Linked DNA regions of Homo sapiens: region 2 is linked to region 1. Evidence: read pairs that join two places in POLR2A ChIA-PET (ENCODE). Cell type or tissue: Caco-2. All regions are shown on one strand. Each heading gives the region's core, and the rest is flanking DNA. Links, peaks and the distances in the headings are about the cores only.

What was found. Peaks named below come from ENCODE experiments on the same cell type or tissue, not always from the same donor. Only the 100,000 strongest peaks of a DNase experiment are listed, where the experiment ranks them.
Region 2: POLR2A ChIA-PET joins it to region 1 with 7 read pairs; 2 of 35 experiments call an interaction of 5 or more read pairs at or near these places.

The regions. Positions count from the first base shown.
Region 1 is chr11:61,981,091-61,992,176 of GRCh38, reverse strand. No RefSeq gene overlaps it. Among named protein-coding and RNA genes, the nearest start is that of FTH1, 19 kb to the right of the region's middle. In Caco-2, for the core only: no CTCF peak of the experiment used is centred there; a DNase peak (open chromatin) is centred at 6,056.
Region 2 is chr11:61,758,302-61,769,387 of GRCh38, reverse strand. MYRF (myelin regulatory factor) reads right to left here. Exons shown (of 27, transcript NM_001127392.3): 2 at 3,676-3,763; 3 at 3,167-3,430; 4 at 67-128. Among named protein-coding and RNA genes, the nearest start is that of MYRF-AS1, 6.2 kb to the right of the region's middle. RefSeq lists enhancers at 134-709, 710-1,286, 7,593-8,349. In Caco-2, for the core only: no CTCF peak of the experiment used is centred there; no DNase peak of the experiment used is centred there.

The DNA of each region.
Region 1 (11,086 bases), core at 4,765-7,264:
TGTTTTTTTGTTTTGTTTTGTTTTTTGTTTTTGTTTTTGTTTTTTTGAGATGGAGTCTCACTCTGTCACCCAGGCTGGAGTGCAGTGGCACGATCTCGGTTCACTGCAAGCTCTGCCTCCCAGGTTCACGCCGTTCTCCTGCCTCAGCCTCCCAAGTAGCTGGGGCTACAGGTGCCCGCCACCATGCCCAGCTAATTTTTTGTATTTTTAGTAGAGACGGGGTTTCACTGTGTTAGCCAGGATGGTCTCGATCTCCTGACCTCGTGATCTGCCCGCCTCGGCCTCCCAAAGTGCTGGGATTACAGGTGTGAGCCACCATGCCCGGCCAGGAAGTCTGTTAAGAGTCTAAAGAGACATATCAACCAGCCACATAACTTTTTTTTTTTTCTAACCCTGTCGCCCAGGCTGCAGTGCAATGGCACGATCTCGGCTCACTGCAACCTCCTCCACCTCCAGGATTCAAATGATTCTCCTGCGTCAGCTTCCCGAGCAGCTGGGATTACAGGTGCCCGCCACCACGCCCAGCTAATTTTTGTATTTTTAGTAGAGACAGGGTTTCACCATGTTGGCCAGGCTGGTCTCGAACTCCTCGCCTCGTGATCCGCCTGCCTTGGCCTCTCAAAGTGCTGGGATTACAGGTGTGAGCCACCATGTCCACAGAACTTTTTAAATCCTGTTTCAAACAAATTAAATTTTTTAAAAGGCATTTTTTGGTTTGTTTTTGGTTTTTTAAGCTATTCTTTAAATTTAATTTAATTTAATTTTAAGTTCCGGGATACATGTGCAGGACGTGCAGGTTTGTTACATAGGTAAATGTGTACCGTGGTGGTTTGCTGCACCTATCAACCCATCACCTAGGTATTAAGCCCCACATGCATTAGCTATTTATCCTGATGCTCTCGCTCTCCCCTGCACCCCACAGGCCCCAGTGTGTGTTGTTCCCCTCCGTGTGTCCATGTGTTCTCATTGTTCAGCTCCCACTTATAAGTGAGAACGTGCAGTGTTTGGTTTTCTGTTCCTGCGTTAGTTCCCTGAGGATAATGGCTTCGAGCTTCATCCATGTCCCTGCAAAGGATAAGATCTTGTTCCCTTTTATGGCTCCATAGTATTCCATGGTGTATATGTACCACATTTTCTTTATCCAGTCTATCATTGATGGGCATTTGGATTGATTCCATGTCTTTGCTGTTGTGAATAGTGCTGCAATGAACATACACATGCATGTATTTTTATAATAGAATGATTTATATTCCTTTGGGTATATAACCAGAAATGGTATTTCTGGTTCTAGGTCTTTGAGGAATCATCATCACACTGTCTTCCACAATGGTTGAACTAATTTACACTCCCATCAACAGTATAAAAGCGTTCCCTCTTTCTCCACAGCCTCAACAGCATCTGTTGTTTCTTGACTTTTTAATAATCGCCATTCTGACTGGTGTGAGATGGAATCTCATTGTGGTTTTGATTTGCATGTCTCTAATGATCAGTGAAGTTGAGCTTTTTTTCATACATTTGTTGGCCACATAAATATCTTCTTTAGAGAAGTGTCTGTCTGTTCATTCCTTTGCCCACTTTTTAATGGGGTTTTTTTTTTCTTGTAAATTTGTTTAGATTCTGGATATTAGACCTTTGTCAGACGGACAGATTGCAAAAATTTTCACCCAATCTGCAGGTTGTCTGTTCACTCTGATGATAGTTTCTTTTTCTGTGCAGAAGCTCTTTAGTTTAATTAGATCCCATTTGTCAGTTTTTGCTTTTGTTGCAATTACTTTTGACATTTTCATCATGAAATCTTTGCCCGTGCCTATGTCCTGAATGGTATTGCCTAGATTTTCTTCTAGGGTTTTTATAGTTTTGGGCTTTACATTTCAGTCTTTAATCCATCTTGAGTTAATTTTTGTATAAGGTGTAAGGAAGGGGTGCTGTTTCAGTTTTACACATATGGCTAGCCAGTTCTCCCAGCACCATTTATTAAAAAGGGAATCCTTTCCCCATTGCTTGTTTTTGTCAGGTTTGTCAAAGATCAGATGGTTTTAAGTGTGCAGTCTTATTTCTGAGATCTCTATTCTGTTCTATTGGTCTGTGTGTCTGTACTTGTACCAGTACCATGCTGTTTGGTTACTGTAGCCTTGTAGTATAGTTTGAAGTCAGGTAACATGATTCCTCCAGCTTTGTCCTTTTTGCTTAGGATAATCTTGGCTATACAGGCTCTTTTTTGGTTCCATATAAATTTCAAAGTAGTTTTTTCTAATTCTGCAAAGAATGTCAATGGTAGTTTAATGAGAATAGCATTGAATCTGTAAATTACTTTGGGCAGTATGGCCATTTTCATGATATTGCTTCTTCCTATCCACGAGCATAAAATGATTTTCCATTTGTTTGTGTCCTCTCTGATTTCCTTGAGCAGTGGTTTGTAGCTCTCCTTGAAGAAATCCTTCACTTCCCTTGTTAGCTGTATTCCTAGGTATTTTACTCTTTGTAGCAATTGTGAATGGGAGTTCATTCGTGATTTGGCTCTCTGTCTATTGTTGGTGTATAGGAATGCTTGTGATTTTTGCACATAGATTTTGTATCCTGAGACTTTGCAGAAGTTGCTTATCAGCTTAAGATGCTTTTGGGCTGAAACGATGGGGTTTTCTAGATATAGGATCATGTCATCTGCAAACAGAGACAGTTTGACTTCTTCTTTTCCCCTATTTGAATACCCTTTATATCTTTCTCTTGCCTAATTGCCCTGGCCAGAACTTCCAATACTATGTTGAATAAAAGCGGTGAGAGAGGACATCCTTGTCTTGTGCCAGTTTTCAAGGGGAATGCTTCCAGCTTTTGCCCATTCAGTATGATATTGGTTGTGGGAGTGTCATAAATGACTCTTATTATCTTTAGGTATGTTCCTTCAATCCTTAGTTTTACCACAAAATAATAAGAGCCATTTATGATGTTGAATTTTATCGAAGGCCTTTTCTGCATCTATTGAGATAATCATATGTTTTTTGCCTTTAGTTCTGTTGAATTATGTTTATTGACTTGCATCTGTTGAACCAGCCTTGCATCCCAGGGATGAAGCCAACTTGATCATGGTGGATAAGCTTTTTAATGTGCTGCTGCATTCAGTTTGCCAGTATTTTATTGAAGATTTCCACATGGATGTTCATCAGGGATATTGGCCTGAAGTTTTCTTTTTTTGTTGTATCTCTGCCAGGTTTTGGTATCAGAATGATGCTGACCTCGTAAAATGGGTTAGGGAGGAGTCCCTCCATTTCAATTGTTTGGAATAGTTTCAGAAGAAATGGTACCAGCTCCTCTTGGTACCTCTGGTAGAATTCAGCTGTAAAGCCATTTTGTAGACTATTTATTCCTGCCTCAATTTCAGAACTTGTTATTAGTCTGTTCAGGGATTCAACTTCTTCCTGGTTCAGTCTTTGAGGGGGTATGTGTCCAGGAATTTATCCATTTCTTCTGGATTTTCTAGTTTATTTGCATAGAGGGGTTTATAGTATTCTCTAATGGTTGTTTGTATTTCTGTGGGGTCAGTGGTGGTATCCCCTTTATCATTTTTTATTGTGTTTATCAGTCTAGCTAGCGATCTATTTTACTAATTTTTTCAAAAAGCCAGCTTTATTGATTTTTTTGAAGGTTTTTTTTTTTTTTTTTTTTTTTTTTGAGACAGAGTCTTGCTCTGTCACCAGGCTGGAGTGCAGAGGCACGATCTCGGCTCACTGCAACCTCCGCCTCCTGGGTTAAAGCGATTCTCCTGCCTCAGCGTCCCGAGTAGCTGGGACTTCAGGTGCATGCCACCGCGCCCAGCTAATTTTTGTATTTTTAGTACAGACAGGGTTTCACCATGTTGGCCAGGATGGTTTTTATCTCTTGACCTCATGATCTGCCCACCTTAGCCTCCCAAAGTGTTGGGATTACAGGCATGAGCCACCGCGCCTGGCTGAAAGGGCATGAGCCACTGCGCCTGGCTGAAGGGGTGTGAGCCACCGCGCCTGGCTGAAGGGTTTTTTGTGTCTGTATCTCCTTCAGTTCTGCTCTGATCTTGGTTATTTCATTTCTTCTGCTTGCTTTGGGGTTTGTTTGCCTTGGGTCTCTAGTTCTCTCAGTTGTGATGTTAGGGTGTAGATTTGAGATTTTTCTAGCTTTTAGATGTGGATATTTAGTGCTATAAATTTCCCTCTTAATACTGCTTTAGCTGTGTCCCAGAGATTCTGGTACATTGTCTCTTTGTTCTCATTGATTTCAAAGAACTTCTTGATTTCTTGATTTCTGCCTTAATTTCATTCTTTACCTAGGAGTCATTCAGGAGCAGGTTATTCAGTTTCCCTGTAGTTGTGTGGTTTTAAATGAGTTTCTTAATCACAAGCTCTAATTTGATTACGCTGTGGTCTGAGAGACTGTTTGTTATGATTTCAGTTCTTTTCCATTGCCAGGGAGTGTTTTACTTCAAATTCTGTGATCAAATTAGAGTAAGAGCCATGTGGTGCTGAGGAGAATGTATATGCTGTTGTTTTTGGGTAGAGAGTTCTGTAGATCTCTAACAGATCCACTTGATCCAGAGCTGAGTTCAAGTCCTGAATATCCTTGTTAATTTGCTGTCTCGATGATCTGTCTAATATTAACAGTGAAGCGTTAAAGTCTCCCACTATCATTGTGTGGGAGTCTAAGTCTCTTCGTAGATCGCTATGAACTTTTTTTATGAATCTGGGTGCTCCTGTGTTGGGTGCATACATGTATTCTGGATAGTTAGCTATTCTTATTAAATTGAACCGTTTACCATTATGTAATGTCCTTGTCTTTTTTTTTTTTTTTTTATCTTTGTTGGTTTAAACTCTGTTTTGTCAAAAACTAGGATTGCAACCCTTGCTTTTTTTCTGCATTCCGTTTGCTTGGTAAATTTTCCTCCCTTACTTTTTTCTGCTTTCTGTTTGCTTCGTAAATTTTCCTCCATCCCTTTATTTTGAGCCTGTGTGTCTTTGCACGTCAGATGGGTCTCTTGAATACAGCATACCTATGGGTCTTAACTCTATCCAGCTTGCTGTTCTGTGTCTTTTAATTGGGGCATTTAGCCCATTTACATTTAAGATTGTGTGAATTTGATCCTGTCATCATGATGCTAGCTGGTTATTTTGCAGACTTGCTGATGTAGTTGCTTCATAGTTTCATTGGTCTTTGTATTTCAGTGTGTTTTTGTAGTGGTTGGTAATGGGTTTTTCCTTCATGTTAGTGCTTCCTTCAGGAGCTCTTGCAAAGCAGGCCTGGTGGTGATGAATTACCTCAGCATTTGCTTGTCTGAAAAGGATTTTATTTCTCCTTCACTTATAAAGCTTAGTTTGGCAGGATATGAAATTCTGGGTTGGAAAATTCTTTTATTTAAAAATGTTGAATATTGGCCCCAATCTCTTCTGGCTTGTAGGGTTTCCACTGAGAGGTCCACTGTTAGTCTGATGGGCTTCCCTTTGAGGTGACCTGGCCTTTCTCTCTGGCTGCCCTTAACCTTTATTTTGACCTTGGAGAATCTGATGATTATGTGTCTTGGGGTTGATCTTCTCGTGGAGTATCTTACTGGGGTTATCTGGATTTCCTGAATTTGAATGTTGGCCTGCCTTGCTAGGGTGGGGAAGTTCTCCTGCAAGATATCCTGAAATATGTTTTCCAGCTTGGTTCCATTCTCCCGTCTCTTTCAGGTACCCTAATCATTTGTAAGTTCAGTCTTTTTACATAATCCCATAGTTCTCAGAGGTTTTGTTTGTTCCTTTTCATTCTTTTTTTCTCTCATCTTTTCTGACTGTCTTACTTTAGCAAGTTAGTCTTAAGCTCTGAAATTCTTTCCTCCGCTTGGTGTATTCAGCTATTGATACTGGTGGTTGCACTGTGAAGTTCTCATGTTGTATTTTTCAGCTCCATCAGGTCATTTATGTTCCTCTCTAAACTGGTTTTTCTGGTTAAGGGCTCCTGTAATGTTTTGTCATGGTTCTTATCTTCTTTGCATTGGGTTAGAACATGCTCCTTCAGCTCAGCGAAGTTTGTTCTTACTCACCTTCTAAAGGCCACTTCTGTCAGTTCATCCGTCTCAGCCTCAGCCTAGTTCTGAGCCCTTGCTGGAGAGGTGTTGCAATCATTTGTAGGAGAAGAAGCACTCTGGCTCTTTTGAGTTTTCAGCAATTTTTCATTGATTTTTTTCTCATCTTCATGAGTTTATCTAGCTTCGAGCTTCAAGGCTGCTGACCTTTGGATGGGGTTTGCGTGGGGACTTTTTTGTTGATGCTGTTTTTGTTTTTTCTTTCCGTTTGTTTGTTTTTCTTTTAACAGTCAGGCCAAAAAGCATATGAAAAGATGCTCACCGTCTTTTTTTTCAAGCGTATGAAAAGATGTTCACTAATCACCAGGGAATTGCAAATCAAAACCACAATGAGCTATCACCTTATGCCCATTGGAATAGCTACTATCAAAAAAACAAAAAGTGGGCTGGGTGCAGTGGCTCACGCCTGTAATCCCAGCACTTTGGGAGGCCGAGGCGGGCAGATTACCAGTTCGGCAGATTATGAGGTCAGCAGTTTGAGACCAGCCTGGCCAACATAGTGAAACCCTGTCTCTACTAAAACTACAAAAAAAAAAAAAATCAGGTGGGTGTGGTGGTGGGTGGCTGTAATCCCAGCTACTTGGGAGGCTGAGGCAGGAGAATCACTTGAACCCGGGAGGTGGAGGTTGCAGTGAGCTGAGACCGAGCCACTGCACTCCAGCCCAGGCAACAGTGCGACACTCTGTCTAAAAAAAAAAAAAAAAAAAAAAAAATTATCAAGTGTCAGTGAGGATGCGGAAAAACTGGAACTCTTGCAAACTGTTGGTAGGATTGTAAAATGGTGTACTGCTATGAAAAATGATATGGAGGCTCCTCAAAAAATTAAAAATAGAACTACCATATGATACTGCAATCCCACTTCTGAGTATATATCCTAAAGAATAAAAAACAGGATCTCAAAGAGATATCTGCATCCCCATGTTCATTATGACATTATCCACAATAGCCACGATGTGGAAGCAACCTAAATTTCTGTGGATGGATGAATGGATTTAAAAAACGTAGTATATACATACAATGAAATGTCATTCAGTCTTTTTTAAGAACCAGAAATCCTGTCATATACTATACCAACGATAACCCTGAAGACATCATGCTAAATGAAATAAGCCAATCACAAAAGGGGAAATATTGCATGATTCCACTTATAAGAAGTACCTAAAGTAATCAAATTCATAGAGACAGAAAGCAGAATGGTGGTTTCCAGGAGCTGAGGGGAGGGGAAATGGGGAGTTGTTGCTCAACGGGATGGAGTTTCAGCCATGGAAGAGAAAAAAGTCTGGGAGAACTCTCGTACAACAATGTACATATAGTTAGCAATATTGTGACGTACACTTAAAAGTTGTTAAGAGAGGGCTGGTGCAGTGGCTCACGCCTATAATCCCAACACTTTGGGAGGCCAAGGCGGCAGGATTGCTTGAGCCCAGCAGTTCAAGAACAGCCTGGGCAATATGGAAACACCTCTTCTCTACTAAAAATCAAAAAAGAGGCCAGGCGCGGTGGCTCATGCCTGTAATCCCAGCACTTTGGGAGGCAGAGATGGGCAGATCACCTGACCAACATGGAGAAACCCCGTCTCTACTAAAAATACAAAATTAGCCAGGCGTGGTGGCACATGCCTATAATCCCAGCTACTCGGGAGGCTGAGGGAGGAGAATCACTTGACCGGGAGGCAGAGGTTGCGGTGAGCCAAGATCGCGCCACTGCGCTCCAGCCTGAACAACAAGAGCGAAACTCCATCTCAAAAATAAAAAAATAAAAATAGTTAGCCAGGTGTGGTGGCACACACCTATAGTCCCAGCTACTCAGGAGGCTGAGGTGGGAGGATTGCTTGAGCCCAGAAGGTCGAGGTTGCAGTGAGCCATGTATGTGCCACTGCACTCCAGCCTGAGTGACAGAGCTAAACCCTGTCTCAAAAAAGGAAAAAAAAAAAAAAAAATAACAGAAGGGAGTCACCACACTGAGGCTAAGAGGCAGCTACAGCCCCTGGCCCTTTCACTCTTGCACCCCAGGATCATTGCTGAATTGACTTGGTTTGGGTATTTTACCTTCCTTAGCAAGGAAAGGGCACTTCCATTGGCAGGCTCTTCCATGGCTCTTTCAGGCTCTCAGGCTGCTCATCTGAATCCCACTGTGCCCCTTCCACACGTCTCTGCTGAGCCTATCTTTCTGGGCTACTGTGAACACAAGCTCTGGCTTAGCCATCTCTACTCCTCCAGAGCTTGGCTGCAAGCTTGGCTTAGAGTGGGCAGCCAACCAGTGTCAAATGGATCCCAAAGAAATTGGGTTTACTCGGCTCAATGGCAAGACTCAGTTAAGCCCCTCCAGTCTCCCCAGCTGGAAGAAATGCCCCTTCAGCAAAGAACACAGGGGAGAAATAGAGGTGACATTATCTCCAATTGACAAGTGACTACACAGAGGTCCAGAGAAGTTGGCAGCTTGTCCAAGGTCACCCAGCTAGTTAATGGCAGAGCTGGGACCAGCTTCCACAGTCCTGGCTCCAGGCCTGGTGTTCCTTCAGGGACACACACACAAATCACCATCACTGCCCTCAAACAGGCAGATTTCTCTATTAGGCAAGACAGGCCCAGGCCTAGTGCCTATGAGCTTTACAAGGGTCCAAGAAAATGTACTGGCTCCTAAATTTAAAAAGAAAACAGCAAAATTAATAAAAGTAAATGTTTATGAGCTGTAAAGCTGTCATCTGCAGTTGAGCTCAGGTCTTCTTTACTTATTTTTCGCTTATAACCAAGTGCCCCCATTTTTCTATGAAAAAGAGAATGGAAGCCAGGTGCAGTGGCTCACACCTGTAATCCCAGCACTTTGGGAGGCCGAGGTGGGTGGATCACCTAAGGTCAGCAGTTCGAGACCAGCCTGGCCAACATGGTGAAACTCCGTCTCTACTTAAAATACAAAAATTAGCTGGGTGTGGCGGCATTCGCCTGTAATCCCAGCTACTTGGGAGGCTGAGGCAGGAGAATCACTTAACCCAGGAGGCAGAGGTTGCAGTGAGCCAAGATCACGCCATTGCACTCCAGCCTGGGGAACGAGAGTGAAACTCTGTCAGAAAAAAAAAAAGAAAGAAAAGCCAGGCACGGTGGCTCACGCCTGTAATCCCAGCACTTTGGGAGGCCGAAGCAGGCGGATCACGAGGTCAGGAGATTGAGATCATCCTGGCTAAAATGGTGAAACCCCGTCTCTACTAAAAATACAAAAAATTAGGTGGGCGTGGTGGCAGGCGCCTGTAGTCCCAGCTACTTGGGAGGCTGAGACAGAAGAACGGCGTGAATCCGGGAGGCGGAGCTTGCAGTGAGCCAAGATTGTGCCACTGCACTCCAGCCTGGGCAACAGAGCGAGACTCCATCTAAAAAAAAAAAAAAAAAAAAACAAAGAAAGAAGAAAGACAGAGAGAGAGGAAGGAAGCAAGAAGGAGTTATTTTTAATTATTTTTTCTCTTCTCTTTCCTCTATTTCCCTATTATCTACATCCCACTTGTCCCTTTAGAAATGCAGTTATAACCTTTCACTTTCCCTTCACCAGACACTCCCTACAGGGCAAGTTTATCTAACTTCGTGCTTAGAAGCTCCAGGGTGGAACTCTGTCCCACCAGGGGACTGCCTTGAGAGACAACAGTCCATTTACAACCCAAAGCATGCCTGCTATGAAACTCTCTCCCACCTGGAGAGTTTTGGCCACCTTCACAACCCAGTTCTGTCCTCAAAGACGCCAACTCTCGGCCACCTGGTAGATAAGGCACCAAAGCAAGTACACAGCCCCCCACCTGCCTGCTTCCTCCCATGTGCCATTCATGTCTGTGTGCCAGGCACCCTTTAAAAGTACCCACCTTCCACGCCAAAAGTGAAGTGATACTCTTTTTTTTTTTTTTAGAAGGAGTCTTGCTGTGTTGCCCAGACTGAGTACAGTGGCATGATCTCAGCTCACAGCAACCTCTGCCTCCTGGGTTCAAGTGATTCTCCTGCCTCAGCCTCCTGGGTAGCTGGGATTATAGGCACCTGCCACCATGCCTGGCTAATTTTTGTATTTTTAGTAGAGATAGGGTTTCACCATGTTGGCCAGGCTGTCTCGAACTCCTGACCTCAGGTGATCTGCCTGCCTGTGCCTCCCAAAGTGCTGGGATTACAGGCATGAGCCACTGCGCCCAGCCCAAAGTGGTAGCCTTTTTTGTTTTTGCTTTGTTTTGCTTTGATTGTTTTTGAAACAGAGTTTTTCTCTTGTGGGCCAGGCTGGAGTGCAATGGCGTGATCTCAGCTCACCACAACCTCCGCCTCCTGGGTTCATGTGACTCTCCTGTCTCAGCCTCCCGAGTAGCTGGGATTACAGGCATGCGCCACTACGCCTGGTTAATTTTGTATTTTTAGTAGAGAAGGGGTTTCTCCATGTTGGTCAGGCTGGTCTTGAACTCCCGACCAAGATGATCCACCCGCCTTGGCCTCCCAAAGTGCTGGGATTACAGGCTTGAGCCACCTCGCCCAGCCCCAAGGTGGTACTCTTAAGGTAAGAAGCCTGTACCTCTTCCCCTAAGCTAGTTTTGAAATAAAAAGTCACTTTACTTATACCAGACCTCACTCTTATTATTTGGACTCTGCAAGTGGCAGGCAACTGAACCTGTGTTTTGGTTACAATGCTGCATGTGGAATGTGGGCATGTTTTAACGTGTTTGCCCTGATGTGCAGTGGGGCCTCCCAAATCTGAGTGCTGGGCTCCTAGAGGTCTTCACACAGATCCACATACAGCTCTGAAGTCTGAATGGTGCAGGCCTGAGTGTCCCAGCTGAGGTCACTGTACTCTGGTAAAATCAGACACCAGCAAGCGAGAGCAGAGAGCAATTGGTAAAAACTCTTCCTGTCTCCAGTGAGCCCTGGGGCCCAATGCCATTCAGAAGTGCTCATCAACTCCATTTCCTTAATTTGCTTAAACAACCATTAAGATTTAGACACTCCAAGAGGCAGTACTGGCTCAAGCAAGACCCAGTCAGACAAA
Region 2 (11,086 bases), core at 3,252-5,751, 220 kb after region 1:
CTGATAAGGCCGCCCCAACTACTTGCCCAAACCCTGGAGCAGGAGGGCGGTGCCCGCTGGACTCACCATTCACCTGCTGGGGGGAGTAGGCCTCGGAGCCCGAGTCTGGGGGAGAGTCCGGCAGTGTGCTGCGAGAGCCAGGGGAAGGGGCCGGGGGGTGAGCAGCTGAGCTTCTGCCTTCCAGCTGGGCAGCTTCTCTGCGTGGTAGGGTCCCACAGCCCCCCAGAAGCTGGCGACACTGAGGTTTCGTCACATCCACCCTTAGGGGCATTTCTCCGCACCACCCACATTGGGGTGCCTGGCAGGGCCTGGGGCCGAATTGTGGGTAGGGGACCGCCCAGGATCCCCTCAGACCTACAGGGCACTTGGGGGGCAGTTACTAGTGTCCTTGATGATGGCACAGGGACTCAAAGACTCCCGCCCCAGACCGAAGGCCAGGACTTCTTCTCTCTTCCTGCACCCACTGAAGCCCCACAGCTTCCTGGAAACACAGGGCCCTAGGGGGCTGGGCCTCAGGGCATTCAGCAGGTCATGGGGGGCTGCCCCACCAGAGGCAGGTGTGGACTGGGAAGGGAGCCAGCACCACCGGGCCTGGGTTTATTTTTTTCTTGCAGGTTTCACTTTTATCAGTGTTCAGGAAAAAGAACAAACTCAACCCAAGAGGTCAACACGTCCTGCGTGAACCCTGTGCTCACCCAGCAAGTGGAAGGCTGTGGCCATATGGGATCCAGCTCTTTGGCCATCCCTGGTCCCCACATCTGGAGCAACTCCCCATTCCCATGCCCAGGGAACTGCCAGAGAGGCCATGGCCCTGTTGTGGACACAGCCCTGGGGCTGGCTCCAGAGTCCCCCTGCATCCCTGTGCCAGCCACCCACCCACCTTCGGGGCCTCATGTAGAAACCTATACAACGATTCAAGAACACAGACCCTGCAGGTTTTGTGTGAATGATACAAAAACGTGTATGGGGACTCAAACCCATACTCCTCGCCACAGCCTCAGGCCCCCTGGGCTGCCACTCCGTCCTGTACTTCCCTGACAATGGCCAGGCCTTCTGTAATGTGTTAAGGTCTTTCACACCCTGCAGTCCCTGCAGTCCCATGCCCCAAGTCCACAGCACCTTGTGTTCTCTCCTCTTAAGTTCCTCTGGCACCTGATTATTCCTCTACTTGGAGATGTACTGGTGAATACCTCTCCCCAGTTAGGCTTCAGGAGCCACTGCAGAGCCGTGTGTCTGTTTTTTTTCTTTTCTTTCTTTTTTTTTTTTTTTTGAGACAGAGTCTCGCTCTGTCACCCAGGCTGGAGTCCAGTGGCACAATCACCACTCACTGTAACCTCCACCTCCCAGGTTCAAACGATTCTTGTGCCTCAGCCTCCCAAGTAGCTGGGATTACAGGCATGCGCCACCACACCCAACTAATTTTTGTATTTTTAGTACAGACAGGGTTTCACCATATTGCCCAGGCCGGTCTCAAACTCCAGGCCTCAAGTGATCTGCCCACTTCAGCCTGCCAAAGTGCTGGGATTACAGGCATGAGCCACCGCACCTGGCCTTTTTTTTTTTTTTTTTTTTTTGAGACAGGGTCTTACTCTGTCCCTAGCAGTGGCATGATCACAGCTCACTGTAGCCTCGACCTCCCTGGCTCAAACTATTCTCTCACCTCAGCCTCTCGAGTAGCTGGGACTATAGGCACACGCCACCACACCCAGCTAATTTTTGTATTTTTTGTAGAGATGGGGTTTCATCATGTTGCAGACTGGTCTTGAACTCCTGGGCTCAAGCAATATGCCTACCTTGGCCTTCCAAAGTGCTGGGATTACAGGTGTGTGCCACCACACCCAGCCTCATGTCTGTCTTGTTTATCACCTAGACTCAGGTCTGGCCCTGGGTCCCTTCCTGGAGTGGCCCTGCCCACAGAGTCCCTGTGTGGCTCTGGACAAGCCCCTTTCCCTCTCTGAGCCTCAGTGTGCCATTAAAATCCTGACGGTAGCAGTGGCCAGGGCTCCTTGTGGGGTCTCCCAGGAGCTGGATACCCAGGAAGGCTGATGAGCTCACGCAATCATAGGCACATGATACAGCAGTGGGCACCAGCAGGCGCTTACCAAATGTTAGTTCTCCTCCCTCTGCCCCCAGGGGCCTGTAGTTTAGGAACAGCCTCACAGCCTCAAGCAAACAGTTTGCCTTCTGCAGCAAAGGTTCACCCCTGGCACCCCAAGCCTGGCCTCCACTCCCTTCTCCCCAAAAGCCAGGGAGCTCAGGAAGCACGGCCGGCCATGTGTCCATGGCCACCATGCACCCAGGGCATCCTCTGTGCCCTTGTTGCTTCCCACGATAATCTTGAGGGGTAAGCATTTGAGGGCTCACTTCACAGAAGAAACTGAGGCCATGGGTTACCGAGGCAGACGGCTGATAAATGGGGAAGCTGAAGTTGGAGCCAGGCTGTCTGAACACAGAGTTCATGCACCTAGTGTTTTAATGCTCTTCCACCCAGAGACAGGGGCCCCTACATTTGCCCTGAGCTCCCCTGCAGACCCATGCTCCCAGCCTCCCGCTGTGAGCATGTGCCCCGGGAGCTGCCCTGGAGTCTGGCTGGCCGGGTGGCTGCCTGGAACCTTTGGTCAAAGCCAGGCCTAAGGTTCAGCCCTGGGTCAGGCCCTTGGTGTGGACTCCTCAGAAAGATGGGGGGAAGGGCCTGGGTTCTGGGCCCCATGAGGCTTGCTTGGGTAGGGGGGAACTGAGGTGCCACATCTGAGCCATGGGCCAGCTCCTGTGGCCACAGTACACGTCAGCTGGATGCGTAAGTGGGTGGGCTTGGCGCGCGTGCACGGGTATGCAGGTGTTCCCATGAAGGTAAACAGTCACAGCCTCCAGTCCCGCCGCTTCCTGTCCACTCTCCACACAGCATCGAGATTTTTCTAGCACTTACGTCAGCCCTCATCACTCCCATGCTTAGAAGCTTTGTGGCTGCCCACTGCCTCAGAACAAAGCCCAGGAGTCCCCCCTTGACCTGGACTCATCCTCCCTTCCCTCACCTGCCCACGCACAGCCAGTCACCCAGCCCATCCCATGCCAGGCCAGTGTCTAGCACCTCCCAGGTCACGGCCACAGCCCTGCTCCCTGCCTGCCCCTATGCCGCTGTATCCCCCTACTCCCTGCCCTTACTCACCCTGGGGCATAGGGAGCCTTGGGCTCAGCCTTGATGGGGGGCCCGGTGCCCCCCGGGAAGGGCTTGGGGGCAGCGCCCATGCCGTTGTTGTTGTTGCAGTTCAGCGGGGTGCCGTAGCCCGGGGGTGGGAGGGGACCATGGCGCCCCGGGGAGGGTCCACCCCCAGGGGGGCTCAGGTGGTGGACCCCGCTGGAGCCAGGCATCGCAGGCTGCCCGTGGGAGTAGGAGGCCGAGCTGGCTGGAGCAGAGATGTCAGGGAAGCAGCTGCGGGGAAGGGGGGCGGCTCAGCTCCAGCCAGGACCCCAGCCCCAGCAGGGAAGTAGCCGCCCCCTCCCTGCAGGGAACTATGGAGATTTCGGAGGAGTCAGTGGCTGGGAAGGGACGAGGAGCAGCTTTCAGAGGTGGGACCACAGCAGACCCCAGGTCCGGCCCTCAGACCTCCCTGGTGACAGAAGGGAGGCGAAGGGCTGGGGCTGGGCGGGTGCAGGCCGGGCGAGGGGGCCACTCACAGGTCGGAGGCATCCTCCTTGCTGATGTACTCCTCCAGGATGCTGGTGTCTATGTTGGAGGGCTCCAGGGCACCGTTGATGTCGTGGCCTGCAGGGCAGGAGAGATGGGCTAGGGAAGAGGCCCAGCTCCCTGCAGACCCTGGGCTTCAGGGCCCAGCCCTCCATCCCTGCCCAGGCTGGCCCTCCAAAACAGATGCCCCTGCTCCTTCCCACCCAGGTATCCATGTGGGGGCCGGCTCTCACCCTCCACTGCCTGGCACCCCTCCAGGAAGCACTGATAATGCCCCCCCGCCCCACCACAAGGCCACCTTGAGTCTCAGAGGAGGAGAGGGGCCCAGGGCATGGATCTGGGTACAGAGAGGCCGATCCTGCCATGCCTCTTTCTAGCTGTGTGACAGGGAACAAGTCCTTTCCACTAATCTGTCAAATGGGGTCACTGTGCCTCTGTCTTATGGGGTGCTGTGAGGCACAAATGAGGTGCTTACTGAGTCGAGAGCCCCGTGGGTGCCCACTGCCCTCGATGGGATGGCTCGGACCCAACAGGCACTGTCCTGCCGTGTCCTCCAGGGGTCAGTCCAGATGGCCCAGCTCCAGGAACGCAGGAGCACGAGGCCTGGCTGAGTGGGACCATATATCCTGGGGGCCCACAGGGCTGTGGGAGTCTCCTGCACCCAGGCCCTGGCCGCAGGCGGGAGTGGGGATCAGAATCAGGAGAGCTCCCTGCACCCTCATTGGATATGCCCATCACCCTGTTGGGCACAGGCGGGGGAACTTAGCCCCCTTTTTCCAGAGGAGGCAGAAGCCTAGAGAAGGAAGGGCTTGCCCCGGCCTCCCAGCAGGGAATGATGGCCGCCAGAGCTCCACTCCTCTGCCTGCCGCCCTCTCCTGGGCCCTCTGCGCTGGCCCCGGCCCCACCAAGGGGAGGGGCCCCTAGAGGAAAGGCAGCCAGGGCTCTTGGGCATCATGAGGGAGGACGGGGGAGGTGCCGGCCTTTCCCCTCCCAGGGTCACCTTGCAGGGGGAGCCAGAGGGCGGGGTGATAAGGGGGCTGACGTGGGAGATGCGTCAACCCCGATAATGGAGGACAGCCCCACCCACACGGCTGACCCGGGCTGGCCAGCCCCACTGAGGCAGGAGGGCCCCTCCCACAGGCCTCTGGAGCCTGAGTCTGGGGTCTGCCCTCTCCTGTTGAGCTCAGACAGGTCCAGGAACAAATCCTGGCTCAGCCACTCCCTGCTGAGTGACCTTGGGCAGGTCACATGCACTCTCTGCGCCTCAGTCTCCTCATTCGTGCAATGGGGACATGTACAGCTATGGCTTCAAGGGGCTGTTTTGAGTATGAAACGAGATGAGGTGTGTGAAGTGCCAGCCACTTTAGTGGGTGCTCATCGGTCGGAACAGCCGTCCTCACTTCCCAGCCCCAGAGCCCTGGGGTCCCCGGGAGCCCCCCGCCCAGGCCCCTCCCTGGCCTCAGCCGGCATTTCAAGAATGCTGAGCCCCGCTTAGGTGATTAATGAGCGGCTAAGCCCTCCTAGGAGTCACGCGCTGCCTGCGACAGGCCAGGGCCCTCCTGCTGACCCCCACCCCCAGCTCGCCCAGCTAGGAACAAGGGACACCCACCACGCACCACCAATGGCCGTCCAGGGCGGTGTGGCCGGGGCAAGAGCAGCTTCTCGAGCTGGGCGTGGCCAGTCTGTGTGCCTGGGTTCCAGGACCCTGCCTCTGCTCAAGCCCCACCCTGCTGTAACCACGGGTCCCATTTACTGAGTGCCTACTGTGTGCCAGGCATTTTGTGAATCAAATACATTAATAATCACAGGAGTTTCTTTACTTTATTTCTTTTTTTTTTGAGACTGAGTCTTGCTCGGTCTCCCAGGCTGGAGTGCAGTGGTGCAATCTTGGTTCACTGCAACCTCCACCTCCCAGGTTCCAGCGATTCTCCCACCTCAGCCTCCCGAGTAGCTGAGATTACAGGCGCCCGCCACCACACACGGCTAATTTTTTGTATTTTTAGTAGAGACAGAGTTTCACCATGTTGGCCAGGCTGGTCTTGAACTCCTGACCTCAGGTGATCTGCCCGCCTCAGCCTCCCAAAGTGCTGGGATTACAGGCGTGAGCCACCACGCCCAGCCTAATCACAGAAGTTTCTTATGCGCAAGGCATCCTGCAGGCTCTTCACCTGCGGTGTGTTACTCAATCCTCCCAGCCCAGAATGCTGACCATGACAGAGACAGTGACTTGACAGTGGCTCATAGTGAGTATCTCCCAGTGCTTCTCAACTCATCATGGCGATGATGACAAAGACAGTGGTGGTGACAGTGACTGCAGCTCACACTGACTGCCTACCAGGCCAGGGACGATTCTAAGTGCTTTATGCATTTTCCCTCTCTAAACAGTGGGGATGTTCAGATAGGTAACATAATCACCATCCCCTGTTCAGAGAGGTCAAGTCTCTTACCCAAGGCAACATGGCAAGGAGGATTCCAACCAGGTGCAGGGGTCTGACTCCACGAGGGAGAGTGTGACTGGCGGTTGCTGTGCCTTCCCCACCCCACCTGGAGCGTCGCCCCCACCCTGGCCGCTGAAGCTGCAAGTTTTTGAGCCTGAACTTGGAATCTACGGTGAATGATGGGCTGATGCAGTCATGGTGTTGCTATTTATAACAGACCCAGCCCCCTCCTCTCCTGGCCAGGAGCACTCCTAATCGCCCCTAATCCTCCTGCCCACCTCCCTCGGGATAGGGGGCCTCAGGCAGAGGCATCCTGGGAGACCCTAACGAGAACCAGATGTGCTTTGGGGGAGGAGGGACCCTCCCGTGCCAGGGTCCGGGCGGACGGAGGATGGAGGAAGGAGGCGGGAGGAGGGAACTGATGGGGCAGCGTTGCGGGGAGGCCAGTGGGTGGGGAAGAAGTTTGAGGGTTGGGGGCTCGGAGGGCCTCCTGAGGAACGCTGACCCCACACCTTCTCCTGGAAGCCCTGGAGGCCGCGTCGTCTCTTTCCCACGCCGCTCGGCCCCCAGCCCGCCCGTGAACCACACTGGAGATTTCTAACAGACTTTCCAGGTGGACAAGACAAGGGTGGGGGCTTGCCGAAGCTGGGATAGAGCCCCCAAGAACCCAGGACAGGGGCAGGGTCCCATGGGCACACTCTCGGGAGCGCCCCTCCCCACTGCTCCCAAAAGAGCCCCAGAACATCACTGGAGCCCAAGCAGGGGTACCTGCCAGGCAGGAAGCGGAACATGGGCCATATGGCTCGTTCTGATCCTCAAGACCTCTCTGAGAGAAGGGAAGCCGGGCCCGCCAGAGGCTGCCCGAGGCTGCCCAGGGCCCAATAACCCGAAAACAGCACCATGAGCTCACAAACCAGCATCTCTGTCCTTCCCTTCTCAAACCCTTCAACAACTTCCCACTGCTGGGGAGACACCCGGAGCCCTCTGGCAGTCCAAGGCCTGACATGGTCCCCTGCCTGCCCCCGACAGCCTTTTCTCCTTCCCCAGGTCCCCTGCCTCCCCTCCTCTCCGTGGTCAGCCCTTGCCTCCTTTCCATCCTCCATCCCACATCAAGGCCTTCACACATGCCATTCCATGCTGTTCCCTAAGCCTGAGAAAGCCAGGTCCTATTCAGGCTTTAGGTTTTGTCTTAAATGTAAATTCCCCCAAGAGGCCATCTCTGACTCTCCCATTCTGTTTAGCAAGGGATGGGCAGGGGCGTTGTAATTCCTCATCAGTTCTTTACCTTCCCGCCTACACACACCCCGCTGGGCAGGATGAGTGTCTGTCCACCACCCGCCCACCACCCACAGCTCACTCGCCCAGTGGCCACTCTGTGCCCAGCCCTGTGCCATGCACTTTACATGGCTCATATTGAATTCTCATCCCAACCTACAAGGTAGGTGATTTTCTTTTTCTTCATTTTATAGATGAGGAAACTGAGGCTCAGAAAGGATGGGCATGTGCCCATAGCTTACAGGGGCAGGCACTGGGCTATGAGCGCTGCCCTGTTCTGTCTCTCTGGGATATAGTATCCCAGCACACAGCAGGCACCCAGGAAATGTTCACGGAGTGGATGAGCCAAGTGGCCAGTGAGGGACCTCGGCCAGGCCATGCTGTGGCCAGGGCCGGGGCTACCTGGGGCCCCTCCAGGTCCTGCCCCTGCCCTGCTGAGCTGTGTGCCTCAGCTGCTCCTCATTAATTAGGCCCTTTATTACCTGCCTGGAACAGGAACCAGACACTGCCCCTTCCCAGGCAGGCTGCGATCCAGACTATGGGAAGGCAGCCCCCTCCCCTCCGCTCCGCTCTTCTCTCCTCGTCTCCTTAAGGCCACCCCAGCTGGCCAGGAAAGGAACGGAGGGCACCCAAGCCAGGTGCAGGATGAGAGCAGGCAGGGGCCCAGGTGGTCCCTCCACCCAGGACCCCTCCCTTCCGCCCCTCCTTGTGCTTATGTGCCCCCCCCCCCACCAGCTGTGGCCGTTGGCTGAGTCTCGGCCATTGTCCCGGGGAACGGGGGAGGGTGGGGACACGGCACAGTGGGAGGCTTGTGCCCTGCCCACCCCCTCCCCTGCCCCGTCAATGAGGCACTTGTCAATTCATGCCCCAAACATGGCGGAAATCCCGTCAGCCACGTGGCTGTGGGTAGGGTGGGCCGGGGCCCGAGGATGCTGGCCAGGCTTGGTGGATCTGAACCTGGGGTGCAGAGGACACCAGGGCCCAGGCCTATTTCCGACAACCCCAGTTGCTCTGAGTGTCCTCTCAGAGCATCTGAACCTGAAGGATGCCCTAGCTTCAGGCAGCAGCTGAGGGCCAGGGTGGTAGCAGTCAAGGGACAGCCCACCTGGGCATAACCACGATGCCCAGAGAGACCTCCAGAGTCAAAGAGGCCTGGTTTCTAATGTGGACTTCCCACTTGATGGCTATGACCCTCAGCAAGTGACCTGAGCCCTGGCTTCCTTCTCCATCAGATGGAGCACGAATCCCTGCCATGGAGTGAACCTTAAACGAGGTGACCCCCAGGAGGCCATTCCGCAGTCAGGGTGAACCGCCCTGTTTCCATCTCTCTTAGGACTCCCATCTCCTTTCCTGCCTGCACACCTCCGCCCAGGCTGTCCCCTCTCCCCCAGGCCCCTCCGCCTTGCTGCACACGTGCTCCAGAGCCTCCGAGGGACATCCTCACCTTCTCCTAAGTCCCTCTGAGGCATGGTCAGCACTCTGCTGCTATTCTTACACATGCACAGCACAGTCCAGCCTCCGGGCCTCGGCCCCAGCCATCCCTTCCAGTGGGTCAGCCTTCTGCGACTGCCTCCCTGCCTGCCCTGGCAGCCCCTCCCCATCGCCCCAGTCACAGAGGGCCCCCAGTGCTGTGGCTCATCTCCCAACCAGTTTACATGGGGGCAAGGCACAGTGGCCTCACCTCCTTTGGTTTGGGCTTTCTCTCTTTATTAATATGATCTATGGCCAGGCGCGGTGGCTCACACCTGTAATCCCAGCACTTTGGGAGGCCGAGGTGGGCAGATCACAAGGTCAGGAGTTCGAGACCAGCTTGATCAACATGGTGAAACGCTGTCTCTCCTAAAAATACAAAAATTAGCCAGGCATGGTGGCACGTGCCTGTAATCCCAGCTACTCAGGAGGCTGAGGCAGGAGAATCACTTGAAACCGGGAGGCGGAGGTTGCAGTGAGCCGAGATCGTGCCACCACACTCCAGCCTGGGCGACAGAGTGAGACTCTGTCTCAAAAAAAAAAAATCTATAACTGCTAGCTGCCCTGCTTCAGGCTTCAACTTGTGACCAGAGCCGTCTTAGTCAAAATGCCTTCAGGTCAGATGTTTGCTTGTGCAAGCAACCCTTTGCCTCTCCGCATCAAATCTCAGTTAGCTTGGGCCCAGCAGCCACACCTGACAAAGATGGGGCTCTTGAGCCGTTTTTCTATCAGGTTCTTCGATCTGAGTCACAGTAGTCTTTGTTCTCTCCCAGCTTCTTACCAAAAATGCAGAAGAGCCCCCACAGGCTGCCTACAGAGACCCCTCTCTTTTTTTTTTACCTTTCTTTTTGAGACAAAGTTTCACTCTGTTGCCCAGGCTGGAGTGCAGTGGCACAATCTTGGCTCACTGCAACTTCCGCCTCCTGAGTTCAAGTGATTCTCCCACCTCAGCCTCCCAAGGAGCTGGGACTACAGGCGCCTGCCACCACGCCTGGCTAATTGTTGTATTTTTTGTAGAGACGGGATTTCACTATGTTGGCCAGGCTGGTCTCGAACTCCTGACCTCAGGTGATCCACCTGCCTCGGCCTCCCAAAGTGCTGGGATTACAGGCATGAGCCACTGGCCCAGCCGGAGAACCCTCTCTTCTAGGAGACCCAGAATCTTTAGCCACCCTTGGGCTATGGCTACATCCACTCCAAGTCCCCATGAAGCTGCCGCCCTGTCCTCAGGTCAACATAAGGCTGAACTCACAGCCCCAAGATGCTCCAAAGCCAGGTCCAACAGCACCGAGGCCAGCAGCTGCGACCTGTTCCTACTCTCTCCCACAGGGACCAGGGCAGGCAGGCCACCAGGTGCCAGGTAGAGACCCTGCAGCTTGGGGTGGACACAGGTCTCCACCAGGGTCACCTGTGCCCATCTGTGCCTACACACCGGCGTGGCCCCACGCAGGCACACTGCCAACACACACACATATATGTAAGGGCACACCCTGCAGTCAGGTATCCACTGACATGCGCATGATCACGTACCACCTGCCCCCTACTCACACATACACAGTACTGACACACAGTGGCATGCCCCACACATATACCCACACACATGCGCACACCAGCGTTCATCCGTGTGCCTTCATTCATTCAGCAGTTATTTACTGAGCACCTGTTATGTGCCAGGCAAGCATAGTGCCCAGCTTTGGGGCTACAGCAGTGAGCAAAAGGGACAAAAGCCTTGCCCACATGGAGCTGACATTCTAGGGAGCAGAGTCAGATGACGAGAGCAGCAAAATGCCTAGCATTCTAGAAGGTTCCAGATGGCGGGGACAGCCGGTGCAAAAGCCCTGAGGTACGAGCATGCCTGTGCATGTTCACACCTCAGCACACTTCACAGGTGTATATGCCAGGACACGCATGTACACAAACACTCACTGACCCGACGACAGGCCCAGGCCCACAGGCACAGCGTCACATGCATGGGTTAGGTTAGTGGCCACCCAGGAAGAGCTCCCACCTCCTCTTCTTCCCTCCAAGCCCCCTCCCCGCCTGCTGTCAGACCCTCCCTAAGCAGCTCCGGCTGGAGCCAGGCCCCACTGAGTGAACTCAGTGTCACAGGCACAACTTCCCTCCTCCAAGCTAGCAGGGCAGGGGATGGGGATCCCCTTGCCCCAGCCATAGAGGGAGAAGAGAGGGGAGTGAGGGAGGCCGGAGGGAGATAGGATCC